Regions from separate parts of the Mus musculus genome. Here all the other regions are linked to region 2. A link is a loop called in an ENCODE intact Hi-C map of the cell type or tissue named here. Cell type or tissue: left cerebral cortex. All regions are shown on one strand. Each heading gives the region's core, and the rest is flanking DNA. Links, peaks and the distances in the headings are about the cores only.

Evidence for each region. Peaks named below come from ENCODE experiments on the same cell type or tissue, not always from the same donor. Only the 100,000 strongest peaks of a DNase experiment are listed, where the experiment ranks them.
Region 1: a loop joins it to region 2, with 12 times the contacts of the local background. A loop is called at or near these places in 34 of 42 quality-filtered maps.
Region 3: a loop joins it to region 2, with 7 times the contacts of the local background. A loop is called at or near these places in 34 of 42 quality-filtered maps.

What each region holds. Positions count from the first base shown.
Region 1 is chr6:23,455,443-23,460,357 of GRCm38, reverse strand. All of the region lies in intron 8 of Cadps2 (Ca2+-dependent activator protein for secretion 2), which reads left to right. Among named protein-coding and RNA genes, the nearest start is that of Gm38775, 110 kb to the left of the region's middle. In left cerebral cortex, for the core only: CTCF peaks have their summits at 2,206 and 2,409 (motif pointing right); a DNase peak (open chromatin) is centred at 2,412.
Region 2 is chr6:23,175,926-23,184,821 of GRCm38, reverse strand. It overlaps 4930554P06Rik (RIKEN cDNA 4930554P06 gene), which reads left to right and starts at 3,307. Exons shown (of 2, transcript NR_167898.1): 1 at 3,307-3,349; 2 at 3,500-4,341. In left cerebral cortex, for the core only: a CTCF peak has its summit at 4,526 (motif pointing left); a DNase peak (open chromatin) is centred at 4,533; H3K4me3 peaks cover 274 bases.
Region 3 is chr6:23,461,062-23,465,976 of GRCm38, reverse strand. The region is part of intron 8 of Cadps2 (Ca2+-dependent activator protein for secretion 2); the gene reads left to right. Among named protein-coding and RNA genes, the nearest start is that of Gm38775, 110 kb to the left of the region's middle. In left cerebral cortex, for the core only: a CTCF peak has its summit at 2,915 (motif pointing right); a DNase peak (open chromatin) is centred at 2,908.

The sequences.
Region 1 (4,915 bases), core at 1,381-3,880, 280 kb before region 2:
GTGTAGATCAGCACAGCATAGCCTGTGCAGAACACAGTGTAGATCAGCACAGCATAGCCTGTGCAGAACACAGTGTAGATCAGCACAGCATAGCCTGTGCAGAACACAGTGTAGATCAGCACAGCATAGCCTGTGCAGAACACAGTGTAGATCAGCACAGCATGGCCTGTGCAGAACACAGTGTAGATCAGCCCAGCATGGCCTGTGCAGAACACAGTGTAGATCAGCCCAGCATGGCCTGTGCAGAACACAGTGTAGATCAGCACGGCCCAGCCTGTGCAGAACACAGTGTAGATCAGCACGGCCCAGCCTGTGCAGAACACAGTGTAGATCAGCCCAGCATGGCCTGTGCAGAACACAGTGTAGATCAGCCCAGCATGGCCTGTGCAGAACACAGTGTAGATCAGCCCAGCACAGCCTGTGCAGAACACAGTGTAGATCAGCACAGCATAGCCTGTGCAGAACACAGTGTAGATCAGCACAGCATAGCCTGTGCAGAACACAGTGTAGATCAGCCCAGCACAGCCTGTGCAGAACACAGTGTAGATCAGCACAACCCAGCCTGTGCAGAACACAGTGTAGATCAGCACAGCATAGCCTGTGCAGAACACAGTGTAGATCAGCACAGCATAGCCTGTGCAGAACACAGTGTAGATCAGCACAACCCAGCCTGTGCAGAACACAGTGTAGATCAGCACAGCATAGCCTGTGCACAACACAGTGTAGATCAGCACAGCATAGCCTGTGCAGAACACAGTGTAGATCAGCACAGCATGGCCTGTGCAGAACACAGTGTAGATCAGCCCAGCATGGCCTGTGCAGAACACAGTGTAGATCAGCCCAGCATGGCCTGTGCAGAACACAGTGTAGATCAGCCCAGCATGGCCTGTGCAGAACACAGTGTAGATCAGCACGGCCCAGCCTGTGCAGAACACAGTGTAGATCAGCACGGCCCAGCCTGTGCAGAACACAGTGTAGATCAGCCCAGCATGGCCTGTGCAGAACACAGTGTAGATCAGCACAGCATAGCCTGTGCAGAACACAGTGTAGATCAGCCCAGCACAGCCTGTGCAGAACACAGTGTAGATCAGCACAACCCAGCCTGTGCAGAACACAGTGTAGATCAGCACAGCATAGCCTGTGCAGAACACAGTGTAGATCAGCCCAGCATGGCCTGTGCAGAACACAGTGTAGATCAGCCCAGCATGGCCTGTGCAGAACACAGTGTAGATCAGCAAGGCCCAGCCTGTGCAGAACACAGTGTAGATCAGCACGGCCCAGCCTGTGCAGAACACAGTGTAGATCAGCCCAGCATGGCCTGTGCAGAACACAGTGTAGATCAGCACAGCATAGCCTGTGCAGAACACAGTGTAGATCAGCACAGCATAGCCTGTGCAGAACACAGTGTAGATCAGCACAGCATAGCCTGTGCAGAACACAGTGTAGATCAGCACAGCATAGCCTGTGCAGAACACAGTGTAGATCAGCACAGCATAGCCTGTGCCGAACACAGTGTAGATCAGCACGGCATAGCCTGTGCAGAACACAGTGTAGATCAGCACAGCATAGCCTATGCAGAACACTAGATTCCATTAAGAAGCAGATAATGCTGGGCAACAACTGAATAGGACAGTGTGCTCAGGAATCCAGTTTTGACACCAACATTTAAGACTGATTGGCATTCTGTTTTCTAAGGGAAAAGTAACGCATGCTCTTAATGGAAGCAAAACGAACTAAGCAAAACTATTTCGGCTCTATGAAGAGAAGGTGGAGAAAGTCATTTACAGATCATCGTCTGCTAAGAACTCGCTCTTTCTCACTCTCTAATTGGTATTCATTTTTTAAAAAATCCGTAATTACCATTAGATTGGCTTTGATTCTTCTCTGCAGAATTATCTTGATCTAGCAAAGATTTATGTGATAACAGTTCAGATATTTATCCCCAACTTCATATGTAAAAGGAGGTGGTTTTGCTTATGGTTAAATTTTAAAATTAGGACCCGGAATGCTTTTTAATAGCTAGTGAAATAAATGTTCTGCTCAGCATGGTCCTAGCAGCTAAGTTGTTGTGTAGGTGGTAGTGACTGAACCTATAGCTTCGCTCAAGCCACTGAGCGACAGGTTCAGTCACCAACGGTGGGTTTCTTTCTCATTAGATCCATTTTTGACCTATGAATATATGACTCTAAAATGGTTCCATTGAGGTGAAAATATTGAGTTATTTGAACTAATGCATGTTAGAGTCCTCGAAAAAGTACTGATTCCTTGCACACACAAATCCCTTAAAATGAAAGAAGAGAAAAGTGCAGGTTTTATACCCAAGTTGTAAGAGGAGTGACTTCAGGGCATCTTTGGAGGCAGCTGCGTAGATCATTTGACAAAAGGAGTGAGGCGTGTGTCCACTAGATGGCGCTAGCGTTCCCCACAAATAGAAGCTATTGACTACAGACTTGGGGTTAAGAAGCACTATTTACAGACTGGAGTCACCAAGACATTTTCTTTTCAAAAATGCAAAAATAAGAGGTTAGAAGGAGGTGAAGTGGCAGTTCATTTTGGACATCTCAAGCTTGTCAAGACACTTTACTGAATTAATATAGAGCAGCTTTAATATGTGGTGATATGTGGTAATTACAGCTACCACAAGGTCAGAGCTATCTGACATTGAAATGCCGAAATGTTGGATAGATGTCAAAGGTTGTTCTTCTTCTTTTCTGTTGACTCTTTGGATTTCATTTTCCATTTTATTTCATTTCTACAGGCTACAGGCTACAGACTTGTAGGCACAGAAATCACAAACATGGCATTATTGAGCTTTAAGCTAAAGGAGGAAAAAAACATATGAACCTAGAGAAGTGAATTCGAACCCCTTCGGACGCAGGTTTCTTGTTACCGTTGGCTTTGTTATTCGTTCTCCTGCACAGAAAATGAGAGGAATCTTGAACTTCAAAGTAGAGTTTCCTGTAATAGTGTGCAGTTAGTTTGTTTGGGGTTGGGTGATAAATAGAGTGAATGTAAGAAATTTCGTAGCTTTGAAAGCTAAAGCTGGTCTCTAGAAATTTCCCTTGTTGGGATTGGACAGATGGCTCAGTGGGTAAGAACCCTGGCTGCTCTTGTAAAGTGCCCTGGGCCTAGCACCCACATGGCAGCTCACAACTGTCTATAACTCCAATCCCTGGGGATTTGACACCATCTCTGGCCTCTGCAGGTACCAGGCATGTGTGTGGTACACAGACATACACGCAAGAAAAATACTCGAGCTGGAGAGATGGCTCAGTGGTTAAGAGCACTGACTGCTCTTCCAGAGGTCCTGAGTTCAGTTCCCAGCAACCACATGGTGACTCACAACCATCTGTGATGGGATCTGATGCCCTCTCCTGGTGTGTCTGAAGAGAGCAATTGTGTACTCATATACATAAATAAATCATAATTTTTTTAAAAAGGGAAAAAAGAAAAATACTCAGACACATAAAAATGAATATTCTAAAAAATATTTAGTGTAACTTTTGAAGGATTCAATGAAATAGGGCTGAGAAACACTTTTCAACTTCATTCTTTATTTAAGAAGATTACTTTGGCATTGACTGTGTGCACGCATATGCGTGTGCATGAGTGTGTGTGTGTGTGTGTGTGTGTGTGTGTGTGTGTGTATGTGAGTATGCACAAGAGACACAACACACACATGGTGACCAGAGCACTGGCTCTTACCATGCTTGTCCTAGCATTGAACTCTGGTCCTGAAGGTGGCAGCAGGTGCCTTTACTTGTCAAGCTGTCTCAGCAGCTTGAGAATAAACCTCTGAAATACTCCCTGGGACACAGGGCTTAAGTGTGTCTACTATTGAGATGAAGACTATCTATTGTAGCACACAGAGTACAACATTAAAACAATCTAGCTATTCTTTCCCCTGTACTATTTTAAATACAGTTTTTCATTTGGTAGGCCTGGCTGCCCTGCCACTAGCTATGTAGATCAGCATGGTTGTAACCTCACAGAGATCTGCCTGCCTCTGCCTCTCAGATGCTAAGATTAAAAGATTTCACCACCATACCCATTTTGTTCTGCGTTGGTTTGCTTACGTGGTTTTTTTTTTAATTTGTTTGTTGGATTGTTTGTTGTTTGTTTTTGAGATGAGCTTATGTCATGTTGGCCTGGAACTCATTTAGCCCAGGTTGGCTTTGAACTCTTAATCCTTCTGTTTTAGCCTTCCATGTGCTGAATAAACACTAGTAGCCCAGGCTGTCTCCTCTTATTCACCAGACAGGAGTAATTTTTATATCTACATATATAGATGTTTTGTCTGCATATATGTCTATGTGCCTGGGTGTGCATGCTACCTGTGGGAGCCAGGAGAGAGCATCGGATCTCTGGGAACTGGAGTTCCAAGCTAAGGTGGTGCTTTCCTGGTTCTTGGAATTGCACCTGGGTCCTCTGCAAGAGCAGCAAGTGTTCTTAGCCCATCTGCCATCTCTCTAGCCCCCAGTATAAAAATTGTTCTGTCCTATTATTACTAATACCACTAACAACCCTTTGGTTTATTCTGTCGCTTGAAAGGCCTTTTCACTGGCTGCATACCATTCTGCTACGGTTTAGGCAGTTATTTCCATTCCCTTTCTAGCACTGACAAGAGCCTGCGGAAACCATTCTTGCTCCGTTTATCTCTCTCCCTTCCCTCCCAGCTATGCAGCCTCCCCATCCATTGCCACACACTCATCTATATTCTGCAAAAACAAAAACAATTGCATAGCAACAACAACAAAACAACCAAACTCAAACTGCATCTGTTTGTTTCCAGACACAGGTTTCTGCATTACAGTGGTCTCCTGCTGCCTCCTTGCTCTCTCCCCTCCGTGGCCATGCCTTCCTTGAAGGATAGCTAACTACAAAGCAAAAATAAGCCCTTTATATAGAAGCCCTG
Region 2 (8,896 bases), core at 3,223-5,722:
ATTTTAGAGCAGTGATTTAACAAGGGAGGGAAGCATAACTTTTGATCTAGATAAGGAGCACTTATATAACACATTACATCAAGGCAGCTAGAAAACTTATTAATACAAATTTACATATAGCAGTTTTGAGGTACTATTTGGTAAATGTAACTATTAGATTCATTTAATATATATAAAGCTCTATCTACTTATTTATATATGGAAGTACAGGTGCTTTCTTCAGACTCACCAGAAGAGGGTATTAGATCCCAATACAGATGGGTGGTCCTGAACCACCTTGTGGTTGCTGGGAATTGAACTCAGGACCTCTGGAAGAGCAGGCAGTGCTCTTAACTGCTGAGCCATCTCTCCAGCGCCTAGATGCAGTTCTCATTCTTGTTACATGTGCAATCTGCTAAGAATAGACTTTATTGAATATACGATATCTTTTTCTTCTTACCTTGGAGTATTTGCACTCTCTGCTCTCAGCCCTTATGTTGAACTGATATGCACCCCGGGGTGAGCATTTATGTTGTGGGGCTGGCTTTTGAACTCTCACTAGTTCATGACCTGGACATGGAACCCAAATCAGCTAAATGAATTTGGATATTTTCCATAGACTCATTAGGAGCAATCATTATAAAATTTTATTTTAGTAAAACAAACCCCAAGGTGCTCACGAATCCTGATGAGCAAAACCAAAACCATTGAGATGGAGATGATCCCAGAAAGCAGCCAAGGTGGAGACTGAGGGACGGGCCAAGGCTCAACATCTGACGTTCCCCATGTTGAGATGTGTCTGGCTGTCATTTGAACTTGTAGTTGCCTTCTTGGTTTAAGTTATTGTGTGCTGCATTTCAGCTACTCTAACCAAGAGTCCTGGACATGTGCTGACATTACACAGAGATGAAAAAAAAAAAAAAAAAAAAGGGAGCTTGGGAAGCAACAGAAATAGTCCACCTTAAGGAACAAGGTAGCCCACTGATCTTTCTCACAGAACTCTTGCAGCTCCGACTTAAAATTGTATGTGTGAGTGTGTGTGTGTGTGTGTGTGTGTGTGAGAGAGAGAGAGAGAGAGAGAGAGAGAGAGAGAGAGGTATGCAAATTTGGGTCATAAAACTGAAAAAGAGGTCATAACAGGGGAGGAAGGAATCTTCAGTGAGGTGAGAAACAGAGACTAATGGAATACAGTAAGTAAGCAGAAAGGTGACTAACTGGGTAAAGAGAAAGCCTGATGCGCAGGAGAAGAGGAAATGTGAAAGATGACAACACAGAACAATGACGCATCTCTGCACGATGGTGCCACAGTGACGCGCATGACTCCACTGAGGGTGAATCAGCGCCATCCTTAAAGACTAAGGTTTGACTGATCTTCAACCTTACGTTTCCATGTAGCAGAACGAACTGTGTGCAGCTAAGCTAGGTTGTGGCTTATCTTCTGAATAGTTCCAAGTTGTTTCCTTGAGGAACGTGCAGAGATGAAACTGAACGAAAGGCTGGAGCGAGTGTGCTAGCTTTTGTACAAAGAATTCGTTTTTCTACCAGTGCTTTCCACCTCATCCTTGGGAATGCCACAGGGTACAAAGCCTCGGCCTGCCCAGTAGAACGTCCCCATCCAGCTGGAAGCCTCCACTCGGGGCTGCATTTCCACCTCAGCTGAGTCATGTCATCTTTACGTCAGCATGAAAATATTAAGCACTTCTAATTGTGCTTGAGATCAACATTAGAAGGCATTCGGAAGAGAAGCTAAGTCACTCTGAGGTTCAGCTGGCTCAGCTCACCTTTCTGAATGCAACTTGGTTTTTTTGTTTTTTTGTTTTTTTTCCTGTCTGTTTCAGATGGTGGCCAGAACTTCAATATGCTTTTTCTGATGCCTTAGGCTTCTTTATTCTTTTTCTAAAGCCTGCCTCTTCAACACAGGGTTGTCTGCCACTATGTGGTGGGTCTCCATGCTGGCAGCTCAAATGGCATGGTTCTTTTTCTTCTCCTCCATTCGCCTCCCCTGGGTGGTTGCAGCAACTTACAGATTGCCTGCCCTAGGGTCTATTTTTCTCTCTCCTAAACTTTAATAAAGTTACCCTCAAGAGTTAAAAAAAGAAAGAATGCATTAGGACAAAATATTTTTGTCTGAGAGACTCACCAATAAAACTTCCAAGTTCAGAGATAAATTTGTCAAGCTGTGACCTTGGTGACATGGAAAGAGAGAAGGCAGCTAAAGCATACAGAAGGGCAGGTTATTGTGGACTCTAGTCTCTCTGGGACAAGACAAGAAGGCACTTAGAATTAATCATGACCCTATCTTTACCTTGCAGGTTACTAGAAACTTAGTATTTTTCTCTACAAAGTGGAGTGATAATAATATTAGTAATTATGATGTCAGTAGTCTCAAACTCGTTTTCTGGCCTAAATAAGCACACATTTCTGTTGCTTGGGTTTTCTTCTCCCTTGAATTACAACTAATTCTCCCATAAACAAAAGCACCTCACTGAAAGTGCTGTCTGTGACCGGACACATTCTGATGTCTCTGGTGTTCTCAATTAAAAATAAAATGCGAAGCAAGTAGCCTGTGCTTCCCTGCAGAATCCAAATTCAACCTCTTAGGAAGGACTGACTCCTGGGATGGATTCAACCTTGGTTTTGACAGAGGAATCAGCTGGCTAACCAGAATCTAGATCTTGGAGTGGCATTCCATCTTCAGGTAGTTCTCCATAGAAACAATGTTTATATTTGTATAATTGACATGTGAAACCACAGCAGGGTATATCCATTGTAGCTTCTGGAGTTCCGGGGACTTGGGTTCGAGTTTCATGTGTACTTATTAAGTATGTCAAATCGGTTAGGTTGCCATAGCTCTTGAGATGAATTTGTCTGATCTGTAAGACACAGATAACCTGTGCTGTGACCAGGGGACACATAGATCATGTCAAAGCACTGTCACATCTAAGGAGGACTGGGGCATGATGGCATTCCTCACAAGAAGAGTAGAACCAAGGCAAGACAACTAGGAAAACAGAAGCAAACAACTAATACACGCCTCTTACATCCTATAGTGCACAGCGATTCTACTTCAAGAGCTTTACCTACATATGTACGCCCACACGCATGCAAGCATACTTATGATCACCGAGTATTATTTTAATATTTTCTGAAACAAATCCTATAGGCTTATCTTGGGGACTCAGAGTTGTTCAGAGAACTGCTGTGCTAATTTTAAAAGTGAGGTGAGTCCTTGCAGAGTGAGCTGTTGAGATGCTCAAAGATGAAAGTTAGGCCAGTCAAGGAATTTACAGAAGTCTATGATATTGTGACATCATCTGTGGACGTGGTACATTCACACCCAGCTCTCAGTGATAGAGGTTGCTGTAAGAAGGTAGTTGGTTTTCTACTAATTCTACTAATGTGTCCATTTTAGACAGGATGGAATTCATTATTTTGAGCATGGATACATACATACATTCTTATGGGCAGTAAGAAATTATGTAGATGTAACCTAAAATGTCACAAATTTCCCTGATCATAGAGGCCTTTGAACGGCAGTGAGACATCACACTGGCTAAGAGTCAGCTCTTCTGAGTCGATTGAAGGCAGCAATATGGTAGAAGTAAGAGGAGTTCTGAGGCCATCGATGAAAGGACAGAGGCTTATGAAGGGTTACAGCACGGGAGTGGAAAATGAACGACCAGATACTGCGGCTACGTTCAAGGCAAAGTCAATGAGGCCTGACAGTGGACCAACTCCTCAGTGTAAGTAACTCACAGCCTTCGACCGTAATTTCAATATCTTTGGTCTAAGAAACAGGCAGAGTAACTGTCCAGCAAGACTCTTTTCTCTTGCCTACTTGTTTTGAACCCCGCCCTCACTTTCTCCCATGCTCTTACTTGTTTGGTATATGAGGAGACAGCAACCTACAGACAGCGGATTATAAAATACAGTTGGGACTGCACGTGTAAATTGCTATCAGAGAAAAGAGGAAGCCCGAGCCAAGGACAACCGCATCTTAGATGTTCACTACCTTTGATATGAAGATCAAAAGATAGCTTCATAGCCCTGGGAAAGCCCGCAAAAAAAAAAAAAAAATCCTGTCAAGAGCGTAGAACCTCAATATGAACACCCGGAGCCGATTATCCAAGAAAGCACGTGGCTTTTGTAAGCTTCAGATCTTCTTCAAATGGATGCATGTAACCGGAACCCATCTGAGTTATGTTTGGTATCTGTGTTATGGGTTCCTTAATGTTTGTTGTGACTTAGCATATTTGAACAGTTTCTTTTGGGTTAATCGAATTTCAGGTTTAAGTACCCATCAATGCTGCACGCAACTTGAGCTAGCTCTTTTGAACTGTAATAAACCCTTATGGCACGTCAGCTGTTTCTTCTGTTACAAATCTATGGTGCAAGGGTTGGTTCTTTAGCATTGACATAGGGATTAGCGTACAGCTTTACCCGATTAAAGTAATTAATTCTTGACTAACTCCTACAACTTAAATATTTACAACTGTGTACCAAGTTCAAAGGAAAAACAAAAAGGTAAAATTTGGTGCCACCCAGTGGCAAATTCGTAAATTGCAGCCTAGAGACATTGTGAGGAAAAGAAAAAGATTTTCAAAGAGAAACTCATTACAATCCACAGACACAATGATAAGTGATTTGAAATCATAGTTAACGGAAATGCGGAATTAAAAATGAATTAAAGTATGGAATCGGGAGCATGTAGGGCTGTAAAGAAGGCTCGGCAGTGGCAAAGGCTTGTTCTTTCAGAGAACCTAGATTCGGATCTCAGCACGCTAAGCCTGACTCCAGAGCTCCGAGGGATTGATTCCGAGCCTTCTGCTAACTTATGCTGCATCCTATATGCATGTAGTACGTAAAAACTCATGAAAGCAAATACAAACACGTACAAATAGAATAAAATAAACCACAAAAGAAAGGTGATTTGCTGTGGAATTATCTAATAAAGTAGCAGCATGCTATCTATCCACACGATGAACATAAAGCTGGAGAATTTATTTTTTAAAATTATAAGATGCAAACAGCAAACACATTACAGATGATTTGAAGTCATACTTTACTGAAATGCCGAATTACAAAATGAATTAAAAGATGGACTCAGGAGCATTAAGGGCTGGAAAGATCTGGCAACTTCTAAAGCAGATAAATAATATTTCACATTAAATTAAATATTTGTCTATACTTACTGAACATTGTGAATTTTGAGTCACTTAGAGAGAAAACTATGGAACATGCCTCCAGTTCTAAAATTAGAAGTGAAAATCCCCGGTAAGTAGAATGGAGACATTGGTAGGCATGTATTTTGAAATTCAACCTCCCCATTGGGGTATTTTGTTCAAGTGCCAGGAAGTCTTTATCTTCTAGGGAGAGGAGTGACCATATGTATTAGAGAACACCTTTAGTGAGACTTCAAATTCAGGATTTGAATTTCTTTGGATACAGCCTTGGTTGTTGAATGAGACAGCTAAAGAATGACTCTGGTTTCAGTAGTGTGTGTGGGAGGTGGAGTGTGTGTGTGTGTGTGTGTGTGTGTGTGTGTGTGAGTGTGTGTGTGTGTGTGTGTGTGTGTGAATGTGTGTGTGTGAGTGTGTGTGTGTGAGTGTGTGTGTGTGTGTGAGTGTGTGTGAGTGTGTGTGTGTGTGTGTGAATGTGTGTGTGTGTGAGTGTGTGTGTGAGTGTGTGTGTGTGTGTGTGTGAGTGTGTGTGTGAGTGTGTGTGTGTGTGAGTGTGTGTGTGAGTGTGTGTGTGAGTGTGTGTGTGTGTGAATGTGTGTGTGTGTGAATGTGTGTGTGTGTGAGTGTGTGTGTGTGAGTGTGTGTGTGTGTGTGTGAGTGTGTGTGTGAGTGTGTGTGTGTGAGTGTGTGTGTGTGTGAGTGTGTGTGTGTGTGTGAATGTGTGTGTGTGTGTGTGTGAGTGTGTGTGTGTGAGTGTGTGTGTGTGTGTGTGTGAGTGTGTGTGTGAGTGTGTGTGTGTGTGTGAGTGTGTGTGTGTGTGAATGTGTGTGTGTGTGAGTGTGTGTGTGTGAGTGTGTGTGTGTGTGAGTGTGTGTGTGTGTGTGTGTGAGTGTGTGTGTGAGTGTGTGTGTGTGTGAGTGTGTGTGTGTGTATGTGAATGTGTGTGTGTGTGAGTGTGTGTGTGTGAGTGTGTGTGTGTGTGAGTGTGTGTGTGTGTGTGTGAGTGTGTGTGTGAGTGTGTGTGTGTGTGAGTGTGTGTGTGTGTATGTGAATGTGTGTGTGTGAGTGTGTGTGTGTGAGTGTGTGTGTGTGTGTGTGTGTGAGTGTGTGTGTGAGTGTGTGTGTGTGTGTGTGAGTGTGTGTGTGTGTGAATGTGTGTGTGTGTGAGTGTGTGTGTGTGAGTGTGTGTGTGTGTGTGTGTGAGTGTGTGTGTGAGTGTGTGTGTGTGTGAGTGTGTGTGTGTGTGTGTGTGAGTGTGTGTGTGTGAGTGTGTGTGTGTGTGTGTGTGTGTGAGTGTGTGTGTGTTTGTGTGTGTGTGTGTGTGTGTTGGGGGGGTGTTCTCTCTTATACTCAAGTCTGGGCAGGCAATGCTGGGCTGCAGTGGTAAGGCTCCAGTGCCATCTGAGACCCAGGCTCCTCTGTCTGTGGCTCTGTGGCCTTGAACATGAAGCTTTGTCCTCCGGATGTATGGTGGCTGCCCTGTTCCTCACACTCGGAGGTTTCTCTACACATACCCATTGTTCTGTTTTGTTTGAGACAGGGTTTCTCTGCCCTTTGCTTTTGCCTCTTTTCTATGAAAACTGTCACTTCCAATGACATACAACACCAATATACACCACAAACACTGAATCAATAAGTGCCCAATTTATTTACATTTACGTTTATTTATGTGTAGATGGAAAGAAGCTACTGTGATCACTGCCATCTAAGCAGTGGTCTGGAAGGCAGTGGTGCCTTGGCTGAACACTGTGATAATCTCCTAAGGAGCTTGAAGAGAATCCCACAATCCAACCTTCGGTTTTGTTTGATCTATGCTGTGGTTGAGACTTTAGGTCTTCTCACATTATTTCAATTTAGCAAGACTTGAAATCACTGACCTGGTCACTTGTAGACATCAGGACCACCCAGGGCCTTTCTAAAAGAACATCAGTGCTCCACTCAGGTTCATTTCAGTATGTCACAGAAAGTCTGCAGTGTAGTGTGGCTCTGTTCTCATTGTTCTCACCCGACGCCTTCTGCACAGGTACACTCACACATGCACACACATATACACACAGACACATACACACACACACACACACACACACACTCATACACACACATACACACAGGTGCACACACACATGCAAACGCACATGGACACACATTCTGTACACGTACATGCACACATGCACACACATATACACACATACACATGCACACATACACACAGGTGCACATACACATGTACATACACATGCAAACACACATGGACACACATACACACTCAAACACACATGCACACACAAATACACAAATGCAAACACAGGCATACACATATGCACACACATATACACACACATGCAAACACTTGTGTACATATATACACACATGTGCACACACACATACTCCTAGAATAATTCTAATTATATAATTGTAGGTTAGAAGAGCTACACATTAAAGAGATTTTTTTTCTGTGATTTTATTTTTCTGGTGATTGTACATATACTGAGTTATACTAAATATGTACAACTAATCTGATCTATAAATGAAAATTGTGATACAAGAAAACTGCAACTTTATTGCATCTATATTAAATTTAGCCCTTCCCACATGAGCATCTCTTTTAAAAATCTTCAGTTTCCTCCAAGTTCAGCTGGGATGGCAAAGTGTCTTGAAACTAAAATTATCATTAATTCTTAGAAATAAAAAAATAATTATCACTCTACATATCATGTTTAAGTGTAGTTTCCTAATGTTTTCCGTTGTTTTTTTAATGGATTTTTAACTTTTCTTTTCTTTTTAAAATATTTTTTATTATTACGTATTTTCCTCAATTACATTTAGAATGCTATCCCAAAAGTCCCCCATACCCTCCCCCCCCACTTCCCTACCCACCCATTCCCATTTTTTGGCCCTGGCATTCCCCTGTACTGGGGCAGGCATATAAAGTTTGCCTGTCCAATGGGTCTCTCTTTCCAGTGATGACTTACTAGGCCATCTTTTGATACATATGCAGCTAGATTCAAGAGCTCCAGGGTACTGGTTAGTTCATAATGTTGTTGCACCTACAGGGTTGCAGATCTCTTTAGCTCCTTGGGGACTTTCTCTAGCTCCTCCATTGGGGGCCCTGTGCTCCATCCAATAGCTGACTGTGAGCATCTACTTATGTGTTTGCTAGGCCCCAGCCTAGTCTCACAAGAGACAGCTATATCAGTATGTTTGAACTACTTGCCACTTTTAAATAGAGAACACTTGTCATTTTGTCTTTCGAAGATCACAGAGACAATTTCTTCAGAGGACAGGCTCTTCAGAAGCCATGATATCTCTATACTTACAGATTTTAGACTAATATGAAGCTTTTCTATTTTGTGTGTATATATATATTCCTACGTTTTAAAGTATCTAGGACAGCAAGCATGGTGTCACTGCCTGCAGTGAGCCAGGCCCTCCCATATCAATCAAGAAAATGCCCCATAGTCTTGTTCAGAGGACACTATCAACTGAGGTTCCCTCTTTCTAAATGACTCTACCTTAGCTAATACACTCATGACCTCATCTGTTGGCAGGAATGGTGATGGTGAGGATAGTAAAAGTAGACTTTATCAATTTTGTAAAATGCCATAATTAATTAAGGTCACTACTCAGTGCAATAGATCAATAAATCTTACTCCTCCAGTGTGTTTTTATTTTAAAATACAATTATTTATTTTTATTTAACATATATGAGTGTTTTGCTTCCATGTACATATGTGTAG
Region 3 (4,915 bases), core at 1,381-3,880, 280 kb before region 2:
CTCAAGTGCTAAGGACTTTCTATGCTCATTCAGATTATTCAACTCTGTAATAAGCATTATCATAGCAACTGACAGGTGAGATTCCTGAAACAGAAAGAAATTGAGTCGTATCCAGCTAGTAAGTGCCATGATTCAATCTGACCTGTCTGATTCCAGAGTTTGTTGTCTGAACCAGCGGGCCGCACTGCACCGCCCTACCCAGAGCCTTTCTTCTATGGTGATTCCATTAACAATCACAGTGCTCACATGCTGCCAAAGGCCAGAGCATCCAGATACACACATGAAGTAGCTCGGTGAAATGCACTAGATGTGGAACAGTGAGAATCAAAGGAACCAAGAGAAGATGCCCTGCAAGAAAAGAATTCTGCAATATCTGTTTTCTAAATTGTCCGATTTCTAAGCACATCTGTGACTAACTCTGGCCCATGTGGTCATCAGTCTGCAGCACTAGGTTTACAGAAACAGCCCCTCACCGTTAACTGGGAATCCCTGGGAGACTCTACCAGATCCCACAGACTGACGAACAGCATTTATTTTTAATGAATAAGGGACCTTAGATAGTCACACATTTTGAAATTGATTTCGTTGAAATGAGGGAATGAAAGGAATTAAAAAATAATGTGCTTTTGAAAAATCCCTCTTTATTAAGATAATGAAGCCCCCCAGCAGTGTTCACTGCCAAGCGATCCAGATGATCTTTCTGGTGTCTCATCTGTGGGTATCTAACATTGACGTTTCTGAAACATGACTGTATTAAATATCCAGTAACTGACTACAAACTCTAAATAGCAGTGTCTTGATTTAAGGCGAAATATTTGACATGTGCATGGCATTTATTCTGTAGCTAAGGATTGTCTGTCTTTTTTGCCTATTGAGTATCTTAATTCTTTTTGACATCTTAAAGATTGTGACTTGGTTAGTAGTGTATGAAAGAAGTCAAATTGACACAGTGTCTCCTTTGTGCACAGTATCAGGCGCACACTGTGTCAGGATGTGTTGAATTTGGTTTAGTGTGTTGAAAACTTGGAGGAATATTTACGTTACTATAAAAGCAAATGCCTTTTGGCCATTTAAATGTATGATTAGGGAACAAGGCCCTCTGTTAAAGTGCTTTAGAGTTTAGATAAAAATAAAAAATCAGCCATTGAAGCAAATTCAAGGACGATAAATAAAATCCAGATCTCTGAATGTTCAAACTCCTAAATCAGTGGCAAATTAGGTAACACCCAAGGGCTGGAGATGTGAATATTACATAATGAAGATAATAAAGGAGTTGAATGTGATGTGACTCGGCCGCATGTTAGTAGCTAATTCCAGAAGGAAGGCTTTGCAGCCCTGTGTCGGCTGAGATGCATGTGTTCGGCTAAGTGGAAATCTTGGACGTTCTCTCATACACCCCATTATTTGTAATTGAACACCTGATTTCTATCATGCAACAAATTAACATCTGCACTGGATCTGTCTTTTATGCATATGGATACAGTGATTAGAATTTTGCAGATAGACAGATACCGGAAAACAAAAAGACAACATTGTGAAACACTTCCAGCCATAATTTTTGATTACATATTGAGAATCGTTTAATTATCTAACTCCATTTAATTAGCCCCTCTACTTAGGTCAATTGCTTTTTTTATTAACATGACATGTTAGCAATTTGTTAATTGGCATGAAATAACATGAGACTTTCTCGTGCTTCATATGAGAAATGCATGTGTATAAGCAAAGAAAGCATAATAAGGAAAACATGGAAGGGAGAATGTGTCATTTAGCCACCTTCTACCATTTCCCAGGACCACAGCCTTGAGTCTTTTGAATTTCCATCATTGTATTATTCAGGATGAGTCTGTTGGCTTGAAGGCTGAGGCATTTTTAGACCATGGTTATACACTTAAAATACAAGAGCTTTGCTACACAGTGGAGCCTGGTGAAAAGCAAACAGACAGATAAATCAATGCTAGCTGAAGGCAGGTAGACACAAGAACATAAATATTTAGCTAAGCAATTATTTTTAAAGGGTCTAGTCAATATTAAACCTTTAAGTGCCAAGTGTCTCTTCCTGGTCTACACTGCTGACGCAGTTCGGACTGTTTGAAGTGCTGTTTGTTTGCTTGTTTGTTTGTTGTTGAGACTGGATCTTGGTTTGTAGCCCAGGCTGGTCGCAGACTCACTGTGTGGCTCAGGTTGCCCGCTACCTCATTATCCTCCCTTCCCCCATCTTCTAAAAGTTGTGATTATACGCCACCACCTACCAGGAGAAAAACCCTCTTTATCAATGTTTTGTGTAAAAATTATTTTTACATATCAATAAAGATATTGGTTATACCCAGGAATTGTTTTGTGTTTTCTTTCAAAGAATTCTTCTAGATGTTGGCACAAAGAAACTACTATTAGTTCCTTGTATCGGGAAGTGGGTGTATAGCCATATACTGAACCACGCCCTTGCATGCTATCGACTATTTAAGTGCATGCTATCCTTGCATGCTATACCCACTATTTAAGTGGGAGGCGTTTTTCCTTATGAACCTTCACCTAGTTATATTACAACAACATCATAAATTTTAGGATTATTTTTGTGACACAAATGAAGGAATAGAGAATACCATCATTTTCTCTGGTGTTTATTTCCTTTTATTCTATTTTATTTCATATAGCCTGTGGTTACCTAATGCCAGGTTATGTCAGACCTCATAAGATTTAAGAGTGAAATGAGATTTGAGGATCAATAGGCCTTGTGTTCATGTTTTATAATGTAAACAATGAGAGCAAAAGTGGCGCAACTTTTTTAAAAATATTTGTGGCAAGCTAAAAGACATTTATAATTAATTTGTACTACATATGCTCTGGGCCAAACCCTAAGTCCAGCATTATAGCCTGTGAGGTGTCTCCGTTCTTGTAGGAAATACTTCTAGCCACTTGGGGGCACTGTTTTCAAATTTAAAGGACAAAAAGAAAAGGAGGAGAAAAAATGTTTGATTTATTTCAGTTTGAAAAGTTTCCCATTGTTCTATCTGTAACTCTAATTATATAGTTTTAGATAAAATGCCTTTTATATGTTTTGAAGTAGCTGAGGTTTTTAAATTTCTGATTAGCTATAAATTAAAACAGTGTTTCTCACACGACGCTCTCCAGAGCTAGAGCAGCAGCAACCACCTACCAGTGCTTGGCCACGCAGCTTCTCAGGCCATTCTCCAGCCTGTTGGGCTGCGGAATCCAAGGCTCCTGGTGCCCGGCAGGGTGACTTTCCACACCCTCTCCTTCAGAGATTGGCTTGCTTACTGACATTTGGTAGCCAACACATTGGAACGAATGCTGAAATGTTTTTTAGTGTTTATTTTACAATATATGCTTGGAATAATGTGCAAAATATCTGGCTTCGGGGGAGTGAAAGTCTTCTGTTGGTTTCAATATGTAGACTCTGAAGACAAGCAAATCTCCCTGTCCATAAATATACAGCTGTATGCATATGAGCTGCAACAGTTCCTGGTGGGCACCACCCTTCCCCAACCCCGCTCCAAAACATGTGATCAGGTAAAATTTGAGACAAATCTTTTGTTTTCTATCATGTAGATAAATTAGCCATTTATTTGCAAAACCTCTCTTCATGTGATAGTGTCAGAGACATGATCTGTAATTCATGATAACACTTCTTTTTTTTTTTAATTTTTTTATTAGGTATTTTCCTCGTTTACATTTCCAATGCTATCCCAAAGGTCCCCCATACCCACCCCTCCCCACTCCCCCTTTTTGGCCCTGGCGTTCCCCTGTACTGGGGCATATAAAGTTTGCAAGTCCAACGGACCTCTCTTTCCAGTGATGGCCGACTAGGCCATCTTTTGATACATATGCAGCTAGAGTCGAGAGCTCTGGGGTACTGGTTAGTTCATATTGTTGTTCCACCTATAGGGTTGCAAATCCCTTTAGCTCCTTGGATACTTTCTCTAGCTCCTCCATTGGGGGCCCTGTGATCCATCCAATAGCTGACTGTGAACATCCACTTCTGTGTTTGCTAGGCCCCGGCTAACAGTGTTTCCTAATATCTCTGGACTACATTTACACTTATTAAAAGACCTGTGATGTGTATTTGATAAATTGATCACCTGGATAAACTTTCAAGCATCTGGGAGACCATTCAGAATCTCTGTTTACAGTTAGAAAAAACAAACAAACAAACAAACAAACAAAAACTAATGGCGTAGGGAACTTCACAGTCCTTGCATTTTCTCAGCTCTGACAGCAGTACCAAGGCAGAACTCCTACACTCAGTCTCTCTAGTAAGCAGATGATTATCTTGCTCTGTTCACAAGAGTTCATCTGAACTATTTGAAGAGAATACCGTTGCTCTGAGGAAGAGACCCATCTAGAAGCCAAGACCATGGAGTTGGAACTTAGATTCTGCGCTCCCCTCTTATAGTGTTTCACCCTCCTCTTCACACCTCCTGGACCTCAGATGAGCCTCTTTGTTGTCTCTGTCTTCCGAGGATGCTCCTTGGGGGAACTGAAGGACAGTTTCTATTGAGGCAACTGAGGGAGTGATCACCCACATGCTGTAAGAATGTGCTCGGTAAGCTTGCTGTCCTTCCGGGAGATTCTCAGCTGCTCTGTGTCTTGCGATACTGTGCCCTTCACTCAAGAGGGCTGACTTTAGAAGGCACTTAAGAAGACATCCTTCTTTTATACTCTTTTGTCAAAATGCAGTTCCCTGTCAAGATATCCATGTGTAAATGAACGTCTTCATTTGCGAATACTTTTACATAGAACCATTCCAGGCAGCACAGGGTGCACATCACTTCATAGTATAAAGGATGAGGCTGTCCTTGTTAAGATATCAGACATCCTGATCAGACATTGCTTGCCAGATTCTGCACATATAAGAGGGAAAAGTCTTACATGGAGATAAATACTGATTTATAAT